Regions from separate parts of the Homo sapiens genome. Here region 2 is linked to region 1. Evidence: read pairs that join two places in POLR2A ChIA-PET (ENCODE). Cell type or tissue: A673. All regions are shown on one strand. Links, peaks and the distances in the headings refer to the core of each region. The heading gives the core; the rest is flanking DNA.

What was found. ChIA-PET counts read pairs that join two places held together with the same protein. Peaks named below come from ENCODE experiments on the same cell type or tissue, not always from the same donor. Only the 100,000 strongest peaks of a DNase experiment are listed, where the experiment ranks them.
Region 2: POLR2A ChIA-PET joins it to region 1 with 6 read pairs; 2 of 35 experiments call an interaction of 5 or more read pairs at or near these places.

Annotation. Positions count from the first base shown.
Region 1 is chr11:110,416,832-110,422,214 of GRCh38, forward strand. No RefSeq gene overlaps it. Among named protein-coding and RNA genes, the nearest start is that of FDX1, 10 kb to the right of the region's middle. RefSeq lists a silencer at 4,900-5,100. In A673, for the core only: no CTCF peak of the experiment used is centred there; no DNase peak of the experiment used is centred there.
Region 2 is chr11:110,520,530-110,525,912 of GRCh38, forward strand. No RefSeq gene overlaps it. Among named protein-coding and RNA genes, the nearest start is that of FDX1, 93 kb to the left of the region's middle. In A673, for the core only: no CTCF peak of the experiment used is centred there; a DNase peak (open chromatin) is centred at 2,142.

The DNA.
Region 1 (5,383 bases), core at 278-5,277:
AGGTTTGTTTGTTTGTTTGTTTTTTGAGATGGAGTCTCACTCTGTTGCCCAGGCTAGAGTGCAGTGGTGCGATCTCGGCTCACTGCAAGCTCCACCTCCCGGGTTCACGGCATTCCCCTGCCTCAGCCTCCCGAGTAGGTGGGACTACAGGCGCTTGCCACCATGCCAGGCTAGTTTTTTTTGTATTTTTAGTGGAGACGGGGTGTCACCGTGTTAGCCTGGATGGTCTCGCTCTCCTGACCTCGTGATCCACCTGCCTTGGCCTCCCAAAGTGCTGGGATTACAGGCATGAGCCACTGTGCCCTGTAGTAGCTAAAGGTTTATAAACGCACCTATCAGTACTCTGTAAAAACGGGCCAATCAGCACTCTGTAAAATGGACAAATCAGTGCTCTGTAAAATGGACCAATCAGCAGATTGTCTGATGATGAGATTTGTCTCATCATTTTTCTTGATTGACATCTGGTAACCACGAAGGGACCCTGAGTGAAGGTAGCCCGGCCTGCAGCAGCTCTCCTGTCTGTGCTTGGTACCAGCTTGGGCATATTATAGCCCAAACCGATAGGATGATTTGCTGAAGTCCAGGACCTCTCTCCTCCAGGGATCCCTGATCTTCCAGTGTTTTTCAATTTGGGGTCTGATGTTTATTTGCTGTTTAAAAAAACTCCTTTTTTGTGAGGAGTTTCCATTCACTTCCATCAAGGAAGGCAAGCCTGTCTGCTTCTGCATTGGCGGAAAGCAGTCTTCAGCTTGGGCCCCATCATTAGGTAAGAAACTGGTTTGGAATTCTGTCTTGCAAATTGTTTTTAAACAAATAAAGTTAGCACTAACAACTAGCTGTTGTTAATTTTTGCTTACACTTGGAGCATTCAGAAATCATGTAATTTGCGTGATCATTGCTAGTTTTGCTTAACTGTTTTGTTGTTTGTTTCTGTCTTGTTGGTTTTTTTTTGTGTGTGTTTTGGTCCTTTCCCTTATCGGATTTGACCAACTCCATACCCTCTAGCTCATGAGTGTGGAATCTTCCACTCTAAAGAAATAAAAGCACCTTGCTTCCTTCAGCCCTTTGGGGCATTCTCCGGCAACTGAGAATCACGTGAGGGTGTCTGGGAGGAATGCTCCCTAAGATGTGCAGCAGCTCTAAGTAGGTTTCCCCCTCAGAAGAACATATTTAGGGTCTAATCTCAGCAAACAGGCACATATAAGGAGCTGACCTTTCCTGCACCTTGAGCCCCTGACATGCTGTGCCAGGTAGCTCTGACACAGGTGGACTGAACCGGTTCTGGGGGTAATGACCCTGAAAAACTAGGTCTGCAAGCAGCACACTTTGTGTCCAACACATGTCCTGACTTGGCCAAATCTGAAGGGGAAATCTAAATTATTGGGAATGAGTCCTCTAAGTTAGCTAAAACCCCAGCAGCTGTGGACCATAGTTCCACCTTTAGAAACTCTGGCCAGGTATATGCAAAATACTTGTGGTGAATTGTCATGTAAATATTTAACCAAGTGGACCACTGTAACTAAAGCAGATTCTAAGTTACAGTGGCCTAAATGGGGATCTTTTGAGATGCACAAATTCGTGTACCTGTGAACCAGGATGGAAAACGCAGGCACAAAAACTAAACAACCAGAATGGGAGAGGTACTTTCAGTGGTACCTGGAGAGTAAAAGGGGAGAAGATCTCCTCATCTCCCTACAGAAGGCCAACAATCAATTTAGAAAAGATAATCAAGAACTCTCTAATTTTTTCTCTCTCTTAAAGAAACCCTGGGAATCCCTTACTTCCCCCTTGGCACCTCTCCCACCTCCACCAACACCCCAACTCTACCCTGATCTCTCTGAATTTCCCCAACCAGATCTGTACCCTCCTTCTCCTGCATGTTCAAATCTACCATCTTCTCCTCCTTGTCTACCACTGGCTCAAACGAAGACAGTAGAGAGTCTAACTTCAAAGACCCTACCTCCTGCTGATTCTCTGGTAGCCCCAGTGGCAGCCTCTCATTGGAAGATGTGGAGGAGAGGGACCTTGCAGGGACATTTCTCATGATCACCCTATTTCGGGAACCCTGGTGATTGTCTACCAACCTAGTCAAAAACTGAATTATGAGGCATAAAGAATTTCCTGGCTGGGCATGGTGGCTCACACCTGTAATTCCAGCACTTTGGGAGGTCAAGGTGGGTGGATCACGAGGTCAGGAGATCAAGACCATCCTGGCTAACACGGCAAAACCCTGTCTCTACTAAAAATACAAAAAATTAGCCGTGTGTGGTGGCATGCACCTGTTATCCCAACTACTCAGGAGGCTGAGGCAGGAGAATCACTTGAACCCGGGAGGTGGAGGTTGCAGTGAACTGAGATTGTGCCACTGCACTCCAGCCTGGGTGACAGAGCGAGACTCTGTCTGAAAAAAAAAAAAAAAAAGAATTTCCTGACCCCCATAAAGATCCAAGTGGGGTTGCATGAGAATTTGAGCTAATTATTAGAACCTATGACCCAGGTCTTTCAGACCTTTATCAGCTAGTCCACATGTTGGTCTCAGAAGCTAAAGCTAAGGAATGGCTGGAAAAATCACAGTGGTCAGACCCTATAGCAGATTTGACCCCTTCAGGCCCAACAGAGCCACAACAACGAGCCCCCCAAAATCCAGAAGACAGGCACAAAGATGCACGGAAATGAGCCACTGCTCTGTTAAATATCATTCCTTCAGTGTTCCAAAGGGTTGTGGATTGGAATAAAATCCAACAATGCTGCCAGAACCCAGTTGAATCAGTTTTAGATTATTTTACACATTTTGATAAAATGTTGAGACAATATTGCAGGATGTCACCTGATTGTTTTGAAAACAATAGAAATGGTACATTATTAAGCAAATTTCTTTCTTTCTTTCTTTCTTTTTTTTTTTGAGATGGAGTCTCAGTCTGTTGCCCAAGCTGGAGTGCAGTGGTGCTATCTTGGCTCACTGCAACCTCCGGCTTCCGGGTTCAAGCAATTCTCCTGTCTCTGCCTCCCAAGTAGCTGGAATTACAGGCATGCACCATCATGCCTGGCTAATTTTTGTATATTTTTTAGGTAGAGACGGGGTTTCACGATGTTGGCCAGGCTGGTCTTGAACTCCTGACCTCAGGTGATCCACCGGCCTCGGCCTCCCAAAGTACTAGGATTACAGTCATGAACCACCACACCCAGCCAAGTGCAAATTTCTTAAATGAACTACATAATGATTTAGCCACCCTTGTAAAATGCCACATGACAAATTGGGCCACGGCCAGAACTAATGAACTAGTTAACTTAGCTGACCAATTATCCCGCACTATGCTAAAAAAGGAAAAACAAAAGATTGCCCGAGTTATGCATTCACAGCTAAAGCAATTAACTTCTCAAACCTCTCAGGCCTGGAAAGACTTTAAGATGCCTCAGTTTGAGGACTCTTCCCACCCAGTCTGTTACTACTGTTAAGAGACCAGGACACCTTAAAAGAGGCTACCTTACATGGAAAGGAAAGAAAAGGCAGGTAAGTGCAACTCAGGAAGACTAGGGGTGCTCCAAGGAAGTTCAGGGGTTTCACCTCTTCAAATAGTCTACCCTGACAAAGAAATTGGGAGAGATTAATATAATAATAAACCATGAGCTTACAACTGCCTTAATTGATACAGGAGCAACTATATCTCTTATAAATCCCACCTTATTTAGAAACCCCATTCCTTGGGGTAATGAAAGAATTAACATGGTGGGTGTGTCTAATAAAACTATCTCATGTTTTAAGTCCAAACCTATACCTTACCATTTTGTTAGGTTCAGCTCCCCCACCACAGGCTCTAAGTGTGACATGCTCAGTCTGTCTTGAGTGTTTCTAATATGCCCTGAGGCCCCTGTCAATCTTTTGGGCCAGGATCTCCTCAACATCCATAATGCCCATATGGCATTATGGCATTATCTTTTTCATCAAAAAGTGAACTCTTTTAAGAACTGGAGCCAGGACACCAAAAATACCAAATTCAAAAATGTCCTGACAATATACCACAATTTAGTACTAGTAATGTTAAAACGTCACCTTGTGACCAGGAAAGTGAAATGGAGACAGAGAAGGAAATATTAGGGGAGAAGAGAAGACATTGGAATAAAGAGCAGGAAACAGTAAAACTCCTTTTGGCTTCCACAATCTTCCTGTTAACCCCAGAAGCAGAACACTTACTCCAGGATGTCCCCTGCCACTTATGGTCTCAGTCACATACAGATATAGAGAAAATATTCTCAGCCACTCCTCTAAAGGTAGAGATAAACCCAAAGAAACCCCTACCCAACCTTAAACAATATCCTCTATGACAAAAAACCATAGATTAAATTGCCCCTATCATATAAGATTATCTGAAAAAGGGGGCTCATTATTCCCTCCACAAGCCCCTGCAACAGCTCTGTTTCCTGTAAACAAAACAAAACAAAAGACAAGTGGGAGAGGATGGAGATTTGTACAGGACTTGAGGGTAATAAAAAATATCATAATACCCAGAGACCCAGTAGTCTCCAACCCCCATACCTATCGGGGGAACCCACCCCCGATAATTCATGTAGGTTCTTTTATATTTTCCCTAAGTGTCAGCTGGTCTGAGAAGTAAAGGGAAAGAGTACAAAAGAGAGAAATTTTAAAGCTGGGTGTCCGGGGGAGACATCACATGTCAGCAGGTTCCATGATGTCCTCTGAGCCATAAAATCAGCAAGTTTTTATTTGTGATTTTCAAAAGGGGAGAGGGTGTAAGAATAGGGTGTGGGTCACAGAGCTCACATGCTTCACAAGGTAATAAAATATCACAAGGCAAACAGAGGCAGGGCGAGATCACAGGACCGGGGTGAAATTAAAATTGCTAATGAAGTTTTGGGCACACATTGTCGTTGATAACATCTTATCAGGAAACAGGGTTTGAGAGCAGACAACCAGTCTGATCAAAATTCATTAGGTGGGAATTTCCTTGTCCTAACAAGCCTGGGAGTGCTACGGGAGACTGGGGCTTATTTCATCCCTTATCTACAATCGTAAAAGACAGCTGTCCCCAAAGCGGCCATTTTAGAGGCCTTCCCTTAGGGATGCATTCTCTTTCTCAGGGATGTTCCTTGCTGAGGAAAAGAATTCAGTGATATTTCTCCTATTTGCTTTTGAAAGAAGAGAAATATGGCTCTGTTCTGCCCAGCCCACAGGCAGCCAGACTTTAAGGTTATCTCCCTTGTTCCCTGAACATTGCTGTTATCCTGTTCTTAAGGTGCCCAGATTTGATATTGTTCAAACACACATGCTCTACAAACAATTTGTGCAGTTAAGGCAATTATCACAGGGTCCTGAGGCGACATACATCCTCCTCAGTTTACAAAGATGACAGGATTAAGAGATTAA
Region 2 (5,383 bases), core at 57-5,056, 100 kb after region 1:
TTTTGGATCCACAAATACCAAGTATTTTCTCCTTGCAGGGAACCTCAGTCTGCAGGGTCCCATTTGTTTCATCCTTGCCTGGGAGCAACTAGGCACTGAGTTTTCCCAGGTTGCATTGTGAGAAAACACTAGAATGGACAGGACAAAGGCAGATAGCATAAGGAGACAGGCCCTTAGCAAATAGAGTCCATGCGAATAAGTCTGTGTGGACTCAGAGGACAAATGTAACAAACTCTTACATGGGCCAGCCTTCTCATCTCATGGGTAACTTGTTTCTAGTTACCCCTTGGATTGTGAAATTCATTTATACAAGATTGCCCATCAGTTGCAGTTAGCAAAGAGCACAGACCATTTTCAAACACATTACATATTGGAGCAAGAAGAGGTCTTATCATTCAGTCTTCTTGTTTTACAGACAAGGGAAAGGAAGGCCCAGAGAGGGAGAAGGACCTGCCCAAGGTCACACGGCCAGTTAGTGAGCAATTGAACGTGGAGCTCAGCTTGCCTTTCATTGTGCAACCAACTCATTTTTTCTGTGCTTTCAGTAGCTTTCTGTTTGACTTCATCTAACCACCTTCAGAGCACAATTTATACTCTTCTTCATGATTTCAGTAATTTGTGAAGACAGTATATTTTTCTAAGAAGGCCGAATTTTTCTAAGCTACAACTTTCTGCTGCTTTTATAGAATACTGTCTGTGCAGGGCTGTAATGAGAGTGGTTTATGTTGTCTTCTCAGCTCTGATTACCTCCGCTGAAGTGGGTGGGCTTATGTGGGCACTTACATTCTATAAGAATCTGGTTCTTACTCCATTTCCAATTCCTAAGTGATTTGACCCAGGATAGCTAGTCCATCAGCTGGACAGAAACCAATGGTTCTCTCTAAATACTTCCTACCAAGAGACTCAGGAACCATGGCTGGATGGCAGTGAGCTCTTGAATTAAAATGTTATATGGAGCAATAGCTGTGTGCAAGCTGAAGATAAGCAGTAAGATTTAGGGAAATCTGCATTGAAGATGGACAGGGGAGCAAACCCACAGAAAGAAGCCAAGGCAGGATCATGTGGCCTGGAGTGGGCAAAGGAAAGCACCGCTGTCCTCATGGGGCTCCCCTGCCAATCTTGTGCTATGGGGCCTGGCCGATAGCCTTTCTACTTGAACGAGCTATTTCTTACAACCCACTGATCTTCCCTCAGTGAGCCATAACCTAACAGTAGAGATAAAATATGTCAGGTCATTGAGTACCTGTAGATTCTAATTTGGCAAGTGTGGACAGGGCCTGGATGGCATATTTTAAAAGACCTTACTTCGCAATTCAGCAGACCAGCCAAGATCAAGAGCATCGTCCTGCAGAATAAGGTCCTGGCTCCTTGTAGGTACACATCCCCTTCTGTGCCTTGGCCTTGTCTGCCTCATTTGCCTCACTTTGCCCCAAGTCCTGCCTCAGAATTTATGCTTTTGAGCTTATGCTCAGAGATTTTCTCTAAGCTTCAGGGCTAAGCGGGATGGAATCCCTTCAAGGGCATCCTCCCCTAAGCTACAGAGCTACTCAAGAGGTCATATCTCCCTCTGAGTCCGCAATTCCTTCCCTCCTCATTTACAATCTTTCTCCATTTTATACCCTAGACTTCCCTCGGTCCCAGGGAAAGCACAGGAGGAATTAGGACTTCTCTGGGGCCATCCCAGGTCCTCACCTGCCCCCTGCCCCTGTGCTTCCTTCTACCTCCTCCTGGAATCACCCTCTTTCCTACAGGGAGTACCTCCCTTCCCTCCTCTCCTCCTGTCTCCCTCCCCCAGCCTGAGACATTCAGGCCAGAAGAACATCCTGGCATCTGCTGGGGGTCGGAAGGCTTTGGGGACAGACGTGAGCTGAGGGTGGAGAAGGGGGTCTGGTGTTCCAAGATGTGTCCTTCACATTCATTATTTTAGCTGACTTTTTTTTTTGAGCCTAAGAGAAATGCAAACACCTATCTCAAGAACAGACACTTTACACGGAGCTGTCTAGTACCATATTAAGCTGAAATGAGGAAATATTTTCCCAATTAGCAAGACACCTTCTATTTCCTGAGTCTTGAGTGCCTGTTAATAGATCAGTGTGTGGTTTCCGTCCTACTCACTGGTGGCTTCCTGTAACTTGAAGAAGCTACAGTATTCTTTTTGGTCTCTGAGACACCAGGAAGGGAACCTAACTTATTGGGTTATCCCACTTCTGACACCCCTGCCCCCAATTCCCTTCTTGCTGCTACTTCCCTCTTCTATGCTAGCTGTTCCCTTTGCCTTGAATCTCTTGTCTTTGCACTCCTTTACCATGCTGACTCCTGTCTTTTCTTTTCTGTTTTTTTTTAAGAAGGAGTCTCGCTTGGTCGCTCAGGCTGGAGTGCAGTGGCACAATCTTGGCTCACTGCAACTTCTGCCTCCCAGGTTCAAGCTGATTCTCCTGCCTCAGCCTCCTGAGTACCTGGGGTTACAGCCGCATGCCACCACACCAGGCTGATTTTTGTATTTTTAGTAGAGATGGGGTTTTACCATGTTGGCCAGGCTGGTCTTGAACTGCTGACCTCAGGTGATCCACCCACCTTGGCCTCCCAAAGTTCTGGGATTACAGGCGTGAGCCACCTGGCCTGGCTGACACTTTTCTTGGCGTTAACATGACTCCACATTTTTATTTTTCATACAGGACTCTGTTAGTTATTTAGTAAAGGAGACTCCGGACACCAGAAATAGCACCTCCCTCTGGAAGCTTTCCTTGATTTCCTCTCCTTTCTGTTCTCATAGACTCCATATCTGTCTCCATGTTGCACTGATCAGAGATAAGCACAAGGGCTTGATGATGGCTGAGTAATAGGTTAGTGGAGCCCTATAGCAAAGGGTCTCTTGGCCCCAGGAGTGATAGCATGAGACTACAGCATGACTATAGGTGCCTGAAAGGAGCTGTGGAAAGGGGTGGGTGATGGAGAAGCAGAGGATAATGGACGGGGTGAGAGCAGAGAGGGAGGAGCCACAGCCCACGATGGGGCCAGCCTGGGAAGAGAACTGGCTCTGGACATGCATGCTGGGAGGACCTGGAGCAGAGACACCTTGTAGAGAAGAGCAGATGACAGAGGGTACCTGGCAGATGGATGTCTTTGGTCCTGTAGGCTCGTGACTTTCAAATTTCTTTGAACCATAAATCATAATAAGGAAAACATTGTACTTCACAATCCAGCAAATAAATACACATCTACATGCTGTCTGAAAACAAGTTTCATAAAAAGTACTTAATTTTATTACATGTGAAGCACTGATACGTTCTATTCAATTCTAGTCTCTTTTATTGAAAAAATGCAGGTCAGACCATCTAAATTGATCTTACAACCCCTTAACAGATCAAGTTTGTGCATGTGTGTGTGTTTACCAACATTTTTTTGAAAAAATTAAATTCACAGAAAGATTAAAGAACAGTGAACATCCATATGCCCTTTATCTAGATTCATCACTTGCCACATTTGTACTATGTACATGAATATAATACACACATATATGGACATGTACATATGTGTGTACATGTGTACACACACACAACTGATTCCCATTATTCACGTATAGTTATACTCTAGAGAGTCATAGTGAACACTGAATTAGAGAATATGGAACCATTGTTCCTAAGGGAGATACAGGGCTAGATTGCTAAGAACCTCTGCTGGCATTTTCATTAAGCTTGTTTTGTGTGTGTTTCTGTTTGAAGACACTTTATGTATTATATATTGTTGATTCAGTAACACTGAGCATATGGCCGTTAGTGCTATGACTCATGTCTGAACGAAGCTTCTCTAACACGTGTTTTCTCCATGAGGTTCATCACAGCCCTCTTGCTCATGGGAACACTAGACAGCACTTCAGCCTTGTGCGTGGGGCAATCTTAAGTAGTGAAATCACCAACAAAAATAAAAATGCAAAAAATGTGCCACTAAATAGACCACAGAAAGGACACTTGTTTACAGTGTGAAACAAGAAGACAGAGTGTTGATCAACCTTCCTTGACCTCATCTGAGAATGTTTGTATCGGATGACTCAAAGTTTTCATCACTCTGTATGTCTGCAAGTAACCGTCAAAGCCCTATGAATATTGATTCAGGGGGCTATAATTCTGAAATACATTTTAGCAAGCAGGCAAATCTGCAAATATAGAATGTCAGTGATGAGTATCAGCTGTTTGTATGTGTGAACGTTGCAGACACTATGTCTCTTCCCCCTGAATGCATCTTTTAAGAATAAGGATATTCTCCAACATAACTACATGACCGTTACCCTGCCCAGGATAACTAACCTTCATTCAATAATATCATCTGTTATGCAGTTTATATTCAAACTTCTCCAATGTTCCCCAAGAATTCGAAGAGCTGTTTTTTGGGGGGGGCCTAAATTCAATCAAGGCTCACCCACACATTGCATGTAATTGTCTCTTTAGTCTCCTTTAATCTATACATCTCCTGCCTTTTAAGAAATTAACATTGATATGTTTGAAGAGTCCAAGCCAATGGTCTCTTAGAATGTCCCACATCCTAGATTTATCTGGTTGCTTCCTCATGATTAAATGTTGATGAAACCCTTTGGGCAGGATTACCCCAAAGCGGGTATTGGGTACTGCTTTTGCAGGCCAGGAGAAGGCTCCTATCACTTTGTCCCTCTATTGGTGAGGCTGTTTCATTCCTTCATTAAATTACTGCTGTAGATTGGGTGTGATGGCTCACTCACGCTTGTAATCCCAGCACTTTGGGAGGCCAAGGCAGGAGGATCCCTTGAGCCCAGGAATTCGAGACCAGCCTGGGCAACATAGGGAGACCCCATCTCCATACAAAATTTAAAACATTAGCCAGGCATGATGGCACATACTTGTAGTGCCAGCTAATCAGGAGGCTGAGGCAGGAGGGCTGCTTGAATCCAGGAATTTGAGGCTGCAGTGAGTCATGATTGTGCCCCTGCACTCCAACCTGGGTGACAGAGTGAGACTCTGTCTCAGGAACAAATAAATAAAAATGAAGTGCTGCTCTAGGTGAAGTAGGGTCAGCGCTGTAGAGGTGAGGGCCTGAAGAGTGGAGGAAGAACCAGGGATCATTGTTGTGAATGGGGAAGGAAGTCTTAGGGGCTGAATCCCGGCAGCGGCCTCTCTCCCAGGAGCAGAGGGCCTGCATCTGTCCTGGAGCCCTTCCCTTGTCAAGAGCATGAAGAAACACAGCGTCAATGTCTGGGGGCCTACTTTCAATTTCCAGTGAAATTAGGACAAAGTTCCTTTAGGCTTGATATCATTTCTTTTAAGCCTGAGGCTTGAAGTTGGAGCATTCTAAATGCGTAGGAAACTGTTATGAATAGCAACGAAAGGCAGAGTAACTAACACCTGACATAGCT